Linked DNA regions of Homo sapiens: regions 1 and 3 are each linked to region 2. Evidence: chromatin contacts called from ENCODE Hi-C or POLR2A ChIA-PET data. All regions are on one chromosome and are shown on one strand. Each heading gives the region's core, a stretch centred on a gene start or an enhancer-like site at or near the end of the contact. The rest is flanking DNA. Distances are from core to core; before and after follow the strand shown.

Region 1 (4,185 bases), core at 198-2,697, 1.4 Mb after region 2:
ACAGTGAACAGGGACATTCCCGCCACTCGGGGACAGATGGGCACAAGGGAGGGGAAACTCCATCAGGAAGTGCTCCCCTGGGCAGAGGCGCCCACTGGGTGCTGTGGGCTCAGGAGGGGGCGGGGCAGGAGCTGGTGCCAACCGGGAACCAGAGCCCCACAGCCATACAGCCCATTGGTGACAAGGTCCTGAGAACACAGTGGCCAGGTGTCCCCAGGCTCCTGGCCCCTCCGACGACCTCAACTCTGCCCAGCCCGGTCCCTGGCCATCAGCGACGCTGTCCGCCCCCCGTCAGATCCCATGTGTGCCATGTTTATCATCAGTGTTTTGTATTTTTGTACTGAGTATCGGAGCACTTTACAGAAGCTGACTGTACATTCCTGTTCTGTTGTGAAGAGAACATTCCCAGACCCTGGCACCCTCCTGAGCCGGCGTGTGCCGGTCCAGCCCTCCGAGATGCCACAATTCCTTGGATGGGGGAGAAGTTCAAGGAATTTCTGCTCGGCCACGCGGTGGGAACCCCGCGTCCCCGCCATGTGGCAGAGGGGTCTCAGTCGTGCTAGGCATCGGGCGGCAGCGCCGACAGCCCTTCCCTCGCCAGTGCCCCTCGGCCACTCCTGGGTTGGAGCCCGATTTTATTTGTAAAGTTGACAGTCGAGCAAATGTTCCTATTTTCGTGGGATCTGCACACGTCTTTGTCAGTTGTGGTCATGATCTTAGTCACCTGCTAATTATTTTTACAATGATTACAACATTTCCTCACTGCGGGATATTTCTGACCCGCTTTAGAACTTAAGACCTGATTCTAGCAATAAACGTGTCCGAGATGAGCGGTGACTGGCGTGCACGTTCTTGGAGGTTTTATTTGAGGATTTTCTTCTGCCCAAACGTTGCTGCAGGAGTAGCAGGTTCTGTTGGGGGCTCCCCATGGCTCCTGCCCCTCAGCTCGCTCACCTGCCCTCCGTGTCCTGCTTAACGCTCTGAAGACCCCTTCAGGTCCAGTCCCCAGGAGTTGTTGGGGGTTTTGTTTTTGTTTTTGTTTCTGTTTTTTTGGTTTGTTTGTTTTTTTGAGACAGAGTCTTGCTCTGTCGCCCAGGCTGGAGACCAGTGGCAGGTTCTCAGCTCACTGCAACCTCTGCCTCCCGGGTTCAAGCACTTCTCCTGCCTCAGCCTCCTGAGTAGCTGGGATTACAGGTGTGCACCACCACGCCCAGCTAATTTTTGTATTTTTTTAGTAGACATGGGGTTTCGCCATGTTGGCGAGGCTGGTCTCGAACTCCTGACCTCAAGTGATCTGCCCGCCTCAGCCTCCCAAAGTGCTGGGATTACGGGCACAGGGCAGGAGTGGGGCGTGGAGGTGCCTGTGGAGGGTCCTGCCCACCGGGTACACTTCAGGCTTTGGTGGCGCCTCCACGAAAATCTTTTTGCTTTTAATCCACAATAACCGCAAAGGCTGGAACTTTCACTTCCTCCATCTGGGGTGAGAGGCAGCTTGGCCATGAGTATGAAATCATCATTTCCACCTGGTCTGAGTCCCGGTCCAGTGAGGCGAGGACCCTGCTGTTTCAACAGAGGGTTTCCCATCACAAGGGGACTAGGTGTAAAGTCGATCACTAGCTCACTAGGAAGCGCAAAAAGGGAACTCTCAGGCAGCACTGTCCACCAGGAAGATGATGCAGGCCACGTGTGGAATTTTTCATTTTTAGTAGCCATATTAAAAAAGTAAAAGGAGGGCCGGGCACAGTGGCTCATCCCTGTAATCCCAGCATTTTGGGGAGGCGGGGGCTGAGGCAGGAGGATAGCTTGAGCCCAGGAGTTCAAGACCAGCCTGGGCAACATAGTGAAACCCCTTCACAGAAAAATTAAAAAATTAGCCAGGTTGGCCGGGCGCAGTGGCTCACGCGTGTAATCCCAGCACTTTGGGAAGCCAAGGTGGGCAGATTACGAGGTCAGGAGATCGAGACCATCCTGGCTAACAAGGTGAAACCCCGTCTCAACTAAAAATACAGAAATTAGCCGGGCGTGGTGGCGGGCGCCTGTAGTCCCAGCTACTCGGGAGGCTGAAGCAGGAGAATGGCGTGAACCCAGGAGGCGGAGCTTGCGGTGAGCCGAGATTGCGCCACTGCACTCAGCCTAGGCAATAGAGCGAGACTCCGTCTCAAAAAAAAAAAAAAAAAAAAAAAAATTAGCCAGGTATGGTGGCGTGCACCTGTAATCCCAGCTACACAGGAGGCCAAGGCAGGAGGATTGCTTGAGCCTAGGGGTTCAAAGTTGCAGTGAGCTATGATCGTGCCACTGCACTCCAGCCTAGGCAACATGGTGAGACCCTGTCTATAAGAGCTTAAAAAAAAAAAAGGAAATTTGGGGGATAGAAAAAAGAAATGAAATTTAAAAAAAAAAGAAAAAAGGGCTGGACGCAGTGGCTCACGCCTGTAATCCCAGCACTTTGGGAGGCCGAGGCAGGCAGATCACCTGAGGTCCGGAGTTTGAGACCAGCCTGGCCAACATGTTGAAACCCCATCTCTACTAAAAACACAAAAATCAGCCGGGCGTGGTGGCAAACACCTGTAATTCCAGCTACTCTGGGGGCTGAGGCAAGAGAAGCGGTTGAACCCGGAGGCGGAGGTTGCAGTGAGCCGAGACTGCACGATTGCACTCCAGCCTGGGGGACAACAGTGAGACTTCGTCTCAAAAAAAAAAGAAAAAAAGGATGTAATTAATTTATTACATTTTTATTTATTTTTTTGACATGGAGTCTTGCTCTGTCACCCAGGCTGGAGTGCAGTGGCACGCTATCTTGACTCACTGCAACCGCCGCCTCCCAGGTTCAAGTAATTATCCTGCCTCAGCCTCCCGAGTAGCTGGGATTACAGGCACCCACCATCATGCCCGGCTAATTTTTGCATTTTTGTAGAGATGGGGTTTCACCATGTTGACCAGGCTGGTCTTGAACTCCTAATCTCAGGTGATCTGCCTGTCTCGGCCTCCCAAAGTGCTGGGATTACAGGCGTGAGCCACCGCGCCTGGTCTATTTTTTCTTCATTGTGGTCAAATGCACACAACATAAAACTGGCCAGTTGCTATTCTCCTGATGGTGGGCATTGGAGTGTGTGTGTGTGTGTGTGTGTGTGTGTGTCTCCCCCCACCCTCTGATTTGCTCCACCCCAACCCCAGCCGTCCTCTGACCTCTGCCTAGCTGACCCCTCCACTGGGATGCCCCCAGCCTTCCTCAGCACTCCTTATGGGCCCTGGGGGGCTTGGAGGCACCCTAAAATGAGATGTTCTGCAAAGAGGGCCTGTAGTGGCTGGGCACGGTGGCCCACGCCTATAATCCCAGCACTTTGGGAGGCCGAAGTGGGTGAATCACTTGAGCACAGGAGTTCAAGACCAGCCTGGGCAACGTGGTGAAACCCCGTTTCTACTAAAAATACAAAATTAGCCAGGCATGCTTGGGCGTGCCTGTAGTCCCAGCTACTCGGGAGGCTGAGGCAGAGAATTGCTTGAACCCAGGAGGCGGAGGTTGCAGTGAGCCGAGATCGCGCCACCGCACTCCAGCCTAGGCGACAGAGTGACTCTGTCTCAAAAAAGAGGGCCCGTAGTCTTTAAGGTTCACAAAGGGGTCTGTTCCCAGCCCCTAAAAGGTTGAAAACCACTGGACCAGAATGGGCAACCCAGGGACAGAGTAGTGGTCACCAAGCCTGGGGGCTGCGGGTGGGTAACAGCTGAGGGGTGTGAGGTTTCTCTCTGGGGTGATGGAATGTTCTAAGGTTGACTGTGGCTCTGCTTGCACGACTGTGAATGTACTAAAAGCCACTGAACTGTCCCCCTTCTGTGGATAAATTTTATATGTGAATTATATTTCCATAAAACTGTTTAAACACACACACACACACACAACCACACACACACACAACCACTGGACCAGCTGAGAGAGTGGGAGAGCGGCCTCCCTTTCTGGAAGCATCCAACCTGTCTGCTCTGTGCCTGGGCTCCACATGGTCAGTGTCCAAGGCCTTCCCAGCCCAGGCTGTATCCCTGAAGGTGGCTTGCTTTTCCTCCTGGCACCTGTGACCAGGTGGTCATGTGGCTTCCCCACACAGAGGCGCTGCTCCAAGGGCCCCACTGGTATGAGCTAGTAAGTAGTTGGGTCTCCAGGTAGACAATGAGATGCCCTAATCATGCAGG
Region 2 (4,179 bases), core at 1,571-4,070:
ATATTAAAGTTAAGCCAATTTAATATTTTTATTAATTATAATGCTAATGTAAAACTAAACAATTAGATCTAAGGAATAAGACCCAGATAAACAATTCCCCAGCACCTGCATTTCTGGTGGACAGAACCATCCTTAGCAGTACTTCAATGATAAACAATGTTAAAAGATGAGTATTTACATTTAAATATACATCACATACACATTATATTATATTGTTGTATTTAAATATACATCACACATACATTAAGGTAATGCGTGCCCTTCACGCAGAAAGCAAAGATCAAGTGATTTCAAAGAACTTGTCCTGTTATTGAGGTAATAACTGTCTCTCTCTTCTCAGATTCAGTGGTTTATAAGAAAGAACTTAAAAAACTAAAATATTTCAGTATTGCTTTTCCTGCAGGAGCAAACTATTTCAGAACTCATTCCCAACCCAAGTCCGTTGAACTGTCACAGAATCACAGAACAGTGATCTTTCCCATCATACATTATAAGTTGCCTTCCGTACCACGCCTGTTGATGAAGAAGCCCTAGTAATTCAAGAACTTAAATTCTTTTCCTAGGGAGGTTACCATAAACTCTTACTTCTCTGGTCAGAGTAGGTGAGTTGTCGTTTCTAAGGTTATTTTAGAGTCAGTTCAAGTCTTTAAACTAGAGCAGGAGAAAGCACAGATGCCCCCCTCCTCCTTATCCAGAAGGACGGGAGGTAAGGATCTTTCCATAAGCAAACAATGTTTCAGGGCACGATGTAAAAAGATAAAATACATGTCAACAATATGTACAGGCAAAAATTTTTTTAAAAAGTCTTTGTTGTTTTGTGTCATTATTATTATTACTGTTACTTTGTTGGGGAACTCTTAGTTGAAACAGAGAATGAAGCTTGTACAAGGTTTGATACAGAGATGAAGCTGACTGAGAGGGAAAAGAACTCATCGAAGCCTGCGCTGGTCATTTATGATACAAAGCAGGAAAATAATTGCAGGGAGGCACAATGCTAACAACACCCCAAAGTAGGAATGAAGCCTGGGGGGGCGGGGGTAAGGCAGCCAGCCCTGGGTCCCGAGCTCCATCTTGCCCTCTCCCCTCCCCATTCTTGCCGCACAACCAGGAGGTTAAAATAGGAAGATGAACCGCGCCGGCAGCCGCCAGAATGGCCCGGGCGCTTGGGGCCCTCGGGGGCCCTTGAAATAGCCACTAGGATCGGGAAATCCAACTTTCCCAGCGGTGCAGCGAGGAAAACCAAAAGGAACGGAGCCGGAGGCTGGTGGCGAGGGAGCGCGGAGGCTTCTCGGAGGGAGGAAAAAGAAAGAAATGAGCATTTGGGGTGTGAGTGAGTGTGTGTGTGTGAGTGTGTGTGTGCGCCCGCGAGCGCGCTGGTGGGCGGTGGGGGCAGGGGGTGGAGTTTAAATCCACAAACACACACACGCACTCGCACTACCTCGGAGAAAATGCCTGGAGCAGTTTAGGTTCTTTAACAAAATAAATAAATTGAAAAAAAAAAAAAGTTTCACTCGCGTTGGTGAAACTTTTCTCCCTTCCAGATCAGTCCTAAGAGGAGAGCTGCGGACGTGCGGAGGGGCATCTTGGGGGCACGTGGAAAGACTGGCGGACGCACGAACCCCTATACTCAGGAATATGGGGTCACAGGGAGAAGGGGAGGGGGTGTCCGAGGCGACCTGAACGCGAGGATTTGGGGCAAAAAGGTGAGAAACAGTTCCCGGGGAAGCTCGCTCGGGGAGTTTGGGATGAAAAGGTGAGAAGGGCAAGAGGGGTTCTCCCCAGGGCAGACGCACCAGCTTTTAGTTAAGGAATGAGAAAAAGGTTCCAGGGGTGCCCCCAAATTCAGTATGTCTGGGAGTCCATTAAAAAGGGGGTCCCCGGGACAAGTCAGATCTAGGAATTTGGGGTAAAAATGAGAAGGGAGTCTTCGAGGTCCCCCCGATGCAAGAAGTTTGCGACTAAGAGTGACAGAAGGGCTCTGGGGTCACCCCAATTTCGGAGGTTTGGGGAGTAAAGTAAGAAGAGGGCCCCAGGTGGCCCCAATTCAGGGAGTTTGAGGGTATGAGTAAAAGAGGGGTCCCCGGGTGTCCCCATCTCAGAGATCTGGGGAGTAAAAGTGAGGAGAGGGTCCCCAAGCGCCCCCAATTCAGAGAATTCGAGGGTTTGAGTAAAAGAAGGGTCCCTGGGTGCCCCCAACTCAGAGATCTGGGGAGTAAACGTGAGAAGAGGGTCCCCTGGCGCCCCCAATTCAGAAAATTCGAGGGTATGAGTAAAAGAGGGGTCCTTGGGTGCCCCCAACTCAGAGATCTAGGGGGTTAAGGTGAGAAGAGGGTCCCCAAGCGCCCCCAATTCAGGGAGTTTGAGGAGTTTGAGAGACGTTCCCGGGGCGCCCCCAACTCAGCGAGTTTGAAGGTAAGCGTGAGAAAGGGGTCCCCGGACGCCCCAACCTCAGGAAGTTTTGTAAAAAGTGAGGCGACGGCACCGCACCTCCCCCGCGTTCAGTCAATAAGGAAAGTGGGGACGTCGCCAGGGTCCCCCCAAACTCCGCCGCGCGCGCGGACGGGGTGGCGGAGGCGGGTCCCGCGGGCGCACCACCCGGACGTTTGGGGTGAGCGGCGGGGACGTGCTGCCCGCCCCCCGGCCCCCGAACGGGGTCCCCGCCGCCCCCCACACTCCCCGGCCGGGCTGGGCCCGGGGCGGTCGCATCGGTCACCTGGAGTTCGGGCCGGGAGTTCGGGCAGCGGCTCCCGCGGCGGCGGCAGCGGCTGCTGCGTGTTGGTCCCCGTTGGTAAGTAACAGTCTCCACGGCTACAGTCTCTATGGCGGCGGCGGTGGCGGCGGCGGCCGCTCCTCCTCCGGCTCCCGCCGCCAGCCAGCCTCGCGCAGCCCGCCCGCCCGACGGGGCGGGGCGTTGTTACCGGCAACGGTTACCAGGCTCCGCGCCCCACCTTCCTAACGGCCCGCCCACGCTCGCCTCCAACGGGCCCCCAAGAGGGCGGGGCGCGAGACCCTACGGCGTTCCATTGGCTGTCTGCAGAGTCTGTCGGAAGGAGGAGGCGTTCCCCCTTGAAAAAGAGTGCGAGACTCGGCCAATGGCCGCGAAGAGGGGCGGGTCTTGGCGGGAGGCGCGCGCGGCTCAGAGGGTTGGCGAACCGGTCGCGCGCGCGGCGCCGTGGGTTGGTGGCGCGTTTTGGGAAAGTCCAGTTTTAGGGGACCCAAGGGACTCCGTTTACCCCACAGGAGGAGTGTGGGACATGTGGGAACAGTCTGATCAGGGGTCAGCAAACTCTCGCTCGCCGCCTGTTTTTCACGGACCCCCAGCTGAAAATTTAAATATATATATATTTTTTACATGGTTAAAAGAAACTATCGGCCGGGCGCGGTGGCTCACGCCTGTAATCCCAGCACTTTGGGAGGCTAAGGCGGGTGGATCACGGAGTCAGGAGATCGAGACCATCCTGACTAACACGGTGAAACCCCGTCTCTACTAAAAATACAAAAAATTAGCCGGGCGTGGTGGCAGGCGCCTGTAGTCCCAGCTACTTGGGAGGCTGAGGCAGGAGAATGGTGCGAACCTGGGAGGCGGAGCTTGCAGTGAGCCGAGATCGCACCACTGCACTCCAGCCTGGGCGACAGAGCGAGACTCCGTCTCAAAAAAAAAAAAAAGAAAGAAAGAAAAAAAAAGAAACTATCAAAAGGAGCTTTTGTGGGGTGTGAACCTGATAGGAGACTCTCTTTTATTGTATTGGGCCCAGTATTTTGAACTAGTTTAAAGATTGGCAAACTGCGGCCTGCGGGTCAAATTCTGCCTGCTTGGGTTTGTAAATAAAGCTTTATTGGAACATAGCCACGCCCATTTCCTTGAACAGCTTGGAAGGCTGCTTTGACACTACAGGGGCGGAGTGGAGTAGTTGCGCAAAGACGGCATGTCCCACGCGAAGCCTAAGATATTTACTATACGGTCCTTTACAGAAAATGTTTGCCAAACTCACCAGCCCTCCTCTCAAGCTGGTAGATTCAGCTACGAGTAGGACAGAAACAGACAGATCCTCATAGAACTTTTATTCTAGTGAGGGAACATTGACAGCAAACAGAATAAAGAGGTAAACATATAGTTATTCGAGACAAGGGGCTGGAAGAATAGGAGAAAACAACTTGTACTGAGAAAAGGCAGGAGAT
Region 3 (4,563 bases), core at 2,005-4,504, 1.8 Mb after region 2:
GCCGACAGAGTTTCTCCGGGGACAGTGTGGACACTGGGTTCCCCCATGGACAGCTCTGGAATCCTTCAGGGCTGGGGGTTGGATGCAGAAGGCCACTAAGGGGACACATTTCTGGGAACCTGGTGCTGGGCCTCACATGCTAGGTGCTGGGAGACGCGGACCATGCGATCTTGTGGGGCTGGGATTTGGGGTCCTTAGGGGCTGGGCGGCTAGCCACTTGTATGCGTAGGGGCTGGGCTCAGGGCACCCTAAGGGGCCGGATTTCCAGGGGTCCCATCTTGGCTGTGGTGGAGAGCTGGACTCAGGTCTCTCTTGGGGGCCCTGGGGACCAGAGCCACGATCCCGGTGCCCTGATGTCCCCGTCTCTTCCCCACCTTCCTCTCCCCCAGTGTCTGCCTCAGGACGAGGCGTGCGCCGACACTGGCAGTGGCAGCGCCGAGGGCCTGGCTGCTGACGGCCCCCACCTGCACACGCTGACGCAGCCTATCGTGGTCACCGTGCCGCGGCCGCCCCCCAGTGAGCACGCAGTCCTCCTCCGCATGGGGCCGTGGGGCGGCAGAGCGGGTGGGAAGGACGCCTGGGAGCTGGACCCAGTCTCAGCGTGGCACTTCCCACAGGGCCGCCCAAGAGTGTCCCCGGCCGTGCAGTGCGCCCTGAGCCTCCCGCGCCGGCCCCCGCGGCCCTGGAACCCGCGCCGGTGGTGGCGCTGGTGTTGGCAGCCTTCGTGCTGGGCGCCGCGCTGGCCGCCGGGCTGGGTCTCGTCTGTGCGCACTCAGGTACCGACGACCTCCGCCAAGCCGGGCCCCCAGTCTAATCCCGCGCGTCGGGACCCGGGGCGGCCGCGATCCCGCCTGCGGGGCCTGATCAACCCTAGCTAGGCCTGCCTCCGCGATGCCCGCAGCAGCCCCCAGGGGCCGCCCTTAGCCTGGCGTGGCGCGCAGCAGCCCTTCTGCAGCTCGCCTCTCCCTTCCAGCGCCCCACGCCCCTGGCCCGCCCGCGAGAGCCTCGCCCAGCGGTCCCCAGCCCAGGAGGTCCCAGTGAGGAAGGTAGGTATGGAGGTGGAGGGAGCTGGGTGAGGTAGGAGATCTGACAGTGACGCTTCCTAGCGCTTAGTTCGTGCCAGGCACTGTGGTTTTTTTGTTTGTTTGTTTGTTTGTTTGTTTGTTTTTTGAGACGGAGTTTCGCTCTTGTTGCCCAGGCGGGAGTGCAATGGCGCGATCTCGGCTCACCGCAACCTCTGCCTCCCGGGTTCAAGCGATTCTCCTACCTCAGCCTCCTGAGTAGCTGGGATTACAGGCATGCGCCACCACACCCGGCTAATTTTGTATTTTTAGTAGAGACGGGGTTTCTCCATGTTGGTCAGGCTGGTCTCGCACACCCGACCTCAGGTGATCCTACCGCTTCGGTCTCCCAAAGTGCTGAGATTACAGGCGTGAGCCACTGCGCCCAGCCTCCAGGCACTGTTGTAAATGTTTTACGCCTATGAACTAACTTAATCCCCTTAACCTCTAGGCGGACACTATTATAATCCCCATTTTAGAGACGAGAATGATGAGGCATTCTCTGAATTAAGTAACTTGTCAAAAGTCACAATACTGGGTGGAGCTTGGATTCGAACTCAGGCAGTGGGTCACCCGCGGCAGGCGCGGGCTTTGGGTCGAGCCAGGGGCATTAGGTGAGGAGAGGCACTAGGCGAGGAGAACTCAGCATTCGGACCCGGCTCCCACTCTCACCCCGGCATGCAGACCGATGGAAGAGGCTAGTGGTCTGCTGGGAAGGGAGGTGGCCCGCGTAGCGTCCCCTCCCTCGCTGAGCCTCAGCCACCCCTCCCAGGGATGGTGCGCCCCCAACATGGTCCGGAGATACACCCAGCTACCAATTCGGGACCAGGACCAACAGGACCGGACCCGCCTCCCTGGACCTCGGACCTGATGAGGCCACGACCCCTGCGCTTCTCTCCTCCCCCTGTCCCTCCCACCTGTGCTCAAAATAAACCTCTGGACTGACCGGCTAAGTTCTGGTGCAGTCAGTGAGCGCGCAACGTGCGGGGTGGGGGATAGGTGGGGAGGCTTGGGGAGAAAGCTGGGAGCAGGACTTGGGGGGTATTCCTGAGAAATCGTGACTTACAGGGGTGGAGCCTGGGGACGGGGCCCATATGCCCATATACCCGTGTGCACTCCCAGGCCATGGGAGACTGTAGGGCGTTTTGTCTCAAACAGAAAGCGACACCCGGCCGGGCGCGGTGGCTCCCGCCTGTAATCCCAGCACATTGGGAGGCCGAGGTGGGTGGATCACTTGAGGTCAGGAGTTCCAGACCAGCGTGGCCGACATGGTGAAACCCCGTCCCTACTAAAAAAAGTAACAAAAAAAGAATTAGCAGGGCGTAGTGGCGCGTGCTTATAATCCCAGCTGCTGGGGAGGCTGAGGCAGGAGAATCGCTTGAACCCAGGAGGCAGAGGTTGCAGTGAGCCGAGATCGCGCCATTGCACTGCAGCCTGGGCAACAAGAGCAAAAATCTGTCTAAAAAAAAAAAAAAAGCGGCACCCAACCCCACAAGCGTAAGTTTAAAATAAACCTTCCCCCTCCCTCCTCTCCTTACCCGGACACCTGCCCATCTGCCTCCTGCGATCTTTCTCAAGCCAGGCCTTCTCCGCTCTCCATTACCCCCGCCCGGACCCTGCCCTAGCTCCGCTTCGACCTTCTGCCTCTGCTCCAGTTCCCTCCTGGTCTGGACTTCGCCCTCCTCTTAGATTGTCAGTCTAGTCTAGAGCTCCTTAAATCCCTCCTGCCCGAGCTCCACTCTACCTTACACAGACAAGAGTGGGACTATCAGCCCCAGTCTACAGAGGAGGAAACTGAGGCTCGGCAAGGCTAAATCACTTGCCCAAAGTCCCCAGGCCTGTCTGACCCCAGAGCCCAGGCTCTTGACCGACTGGATCTTCGGACTTGACCTTTCGGCCAGAACCCACCCCTCTGCGAGAAGCAAAGCACACAGTAGTAGCTTCATGAGTTAGTCCAGCAACAGAGGGAGGGCATGGGATCCAAGGTGTCGTCTCCACTTCATGAATGAGATAAAGTGCAGGCTGAGGGTCTCCTTCGCCCCGCCCCAGTTCCGGTGCCGATCTCCCCTTCACTTCCATTGGGGCGGTTCCCCGGGCCTCCAAACGCGAAGCCACGCCCCCACGCGCGTCCGCCTCCGCGCGGTTCTTTCTGACCTCGGCGGCCCCCGTAGCTCCGCCCATCGGAGAAGCGACCTTACAGCGCCTGCCTCTTTCTGAGCGGCATGAAGCCACCTCCCAGGCGGCGAGCGGCCCCGGCGCGCTATCTGGGCGAGGTGACCGGTCCCGCGACCTGGAGCGCTCGCGAGAAGCGGCAGCTAGTGCGACTCCTGCAGGCGCGGCAGGGCCAGCCGGAGCCGGACGCCACCGAGCTGGCCCGGGAGCTGCGGGGCCGGAGCGAGGCTGAGGTGAGATGCGGTTCTCGGGACCGGAGCCAGGCTGGAGGCGGGGCTGGGGTGGGGCGGAGAGTGGGCGGGGCTGCGGCAGGAGCCAGCGGGGCGGGGCCAGGAATGTAAGCGAGCGGGGGCGTGGCGTGGGGCTGAGTGGCGGGGCGTTAGTGGGTGAGCCTGGGCGGGGTGAGGGGCGGGGCGTGGACGGGAAGAGAAGACCTAGGGGCGGGGCGAGCTTGGGAGCTAGACGTGGGCGGGGCATAAGTGAAGCGGAGGGGCGGGGCGATGCCGGGGGCGGGGCGTGCGTGCCGCTGAGGTTTGGAGAGTGGGTGGGTGAGTTTGAGGGGCAGGACGAGCCTGGGGGCGGGGCGTGGGCGGGTTAATAGCAAGACTTAAGGGCGGGGCCGTTTTGGGAGTAAGGCGTGGGAGGGGCGTGGGCGGGATGAGGGCAAGCTTTAAAGGCGGGGCGAGCCTCGGGGTAATGCGTGGGTGAGGCGAGGGCTAAACGGGCGGAATGAACTGGGAGTAAGATGCTGCCGAGTCCGGGCGAAAAGCAACGCATGCTGTTGGACAGGATACGAGCTTGAAGTGAGAGGGAATAGAGAAGAGGGGACGAAGAAGGGAGTTGAACGGGGTAGTAGTCAGCATAGGGTTGGGCCCTGGCTGCGTGAAGGAGCCGGAACTGGCCTGGGCCTTACAACTTCCTTAGGTAGCTGGTCACGCTCTGGGTGGGGTAGGGGCCTTGGCAGTCACTGGGACTCCTAACACCGGGCCAGCAGGAGACTAAGGCGCAGTAGCGGGGCCCAGAGCATACAAGGGATTGGGCTTTGGCTTCTCTGCTGCAGCCCTGAGCTCATAGAAGCCTCATTCCGCCGCCTCTTTCCTTTCTAGATCCGGGTCTTCCTCCAGCAGCTCAAGGGCCGCGTAGCCCGGGAGGCCATTCAGAAAGTGCATCCGGGTGGCCTTCAGGGACCAAGGCGCCGGGAGGCACAGCCCCCAGCCCCCATAGAGGTGAGGCAGATGAACAGGGTGAGGCTGTCCAGGGCAGGTCCCTGGTGGGTAGGTGGGAGTTGCGGGGGATAACCTGATTAGGGGATCCCCAGGAGGAGCAGGGC

What was found. A loop is a pair of places that touch in the nucleus more often than their neighbours do. ChIA-PET counts read pairs that join two places held with the same protein, here RNA polymerase II (POLR2A). Pooled maps may share reads with other maps.
Region 1: a pooled map shows a loop between it and region 2 (7-fold over the local background). The contact joins the enhancer-like site here to the promoter of RFX2 in region 2. A Hi-C loop is called at or near these places in 1 of 50 pooled maps. POLR2A ChIA-PET finds 5 or more read pairs at or near these places in 2 of 52 experiments (H1 and PC-3).
Region 3: a loop to region 2 is called in a map of naive thymus-derived CD4-positive, alpha-beta T cell, with 34 times the contacts of the local background. The contact joins the promoter of SNAPC2 here to the promoter of RFX2 in region 2. A Hi-C loop is called at or near these places in 2 of 168 maps with a recorded cell type or tissue (both naive thymus-derived CD4-positive, alpha-beta T cell) and 10 of 50 pooled maps. POLR2A ChIA-PET finds 5 or more read pairs at or near these places in 1 of 52 experiments (WTC11).

The regions. Positions count from the first base shown.
Region 1 is chr19:7,471,649-7,475,833 of GRCh38, forward strand. ARHGEF18 (Rho/Rac guanine nucleotide exchange factor 18) reads left to right here. Exons shown (of 29, transcript NM_001367823.1): 29 at 1-830. Among named protein-coding and RNA genes, the nearest start is that of PEX11G, 15 kb to the right of the region's middle. RefSeq lists a silencer at 1,507-1,556. Within about 2 kb of position 1,448, at least 5 of the 41 ENCODE cell types and tissues checked have a DNase peak (open chromatin) inside an H3K27ac peak, as active enhancers do.
Region 2 is chr19:6,107,680-6,111,858 of GRCh38, forward strand. It overlaps RFX2 (regulatory factor X2), which reads right to left and starts at 2,821. Exons shown (of 18, transcript NM_000635.4): 1 at 2,714-2,821. RefSeq lists an enhancer at 1,335-1,835 and a silencer at 2,683-3,142.
Region 3 is chr19:7,917,084-7,921,646 of GRCh38, forward strand. It overlaps SNAPC2 (small nuclear RNA activating complex polypeptide 2), which reads left to right and starts at 3,255. Exons shown (of 5, transcript NM_003083.4): 1 at 3,255-3,466; 2 at 4,340-4,459. The coding sequence starts at 3,284. TGFBR3L (transforming growth factor beta receptor 3 like) reads left to right here. Exons shown (of 7, transcript NM_001419781.1): 4 at 390-516; 5 at 618-776; 6 at 974-1,046; 7 at 1,834-2,014. The coding sequence ends at 1,041. RefSeq lists enhancers at 1-731, 732-1,607, 2,283-2,782, 4,483-4,563 and silencers at 603-702, 763-852, 973-1,042, 3,305-3,534, 3,615-3,814.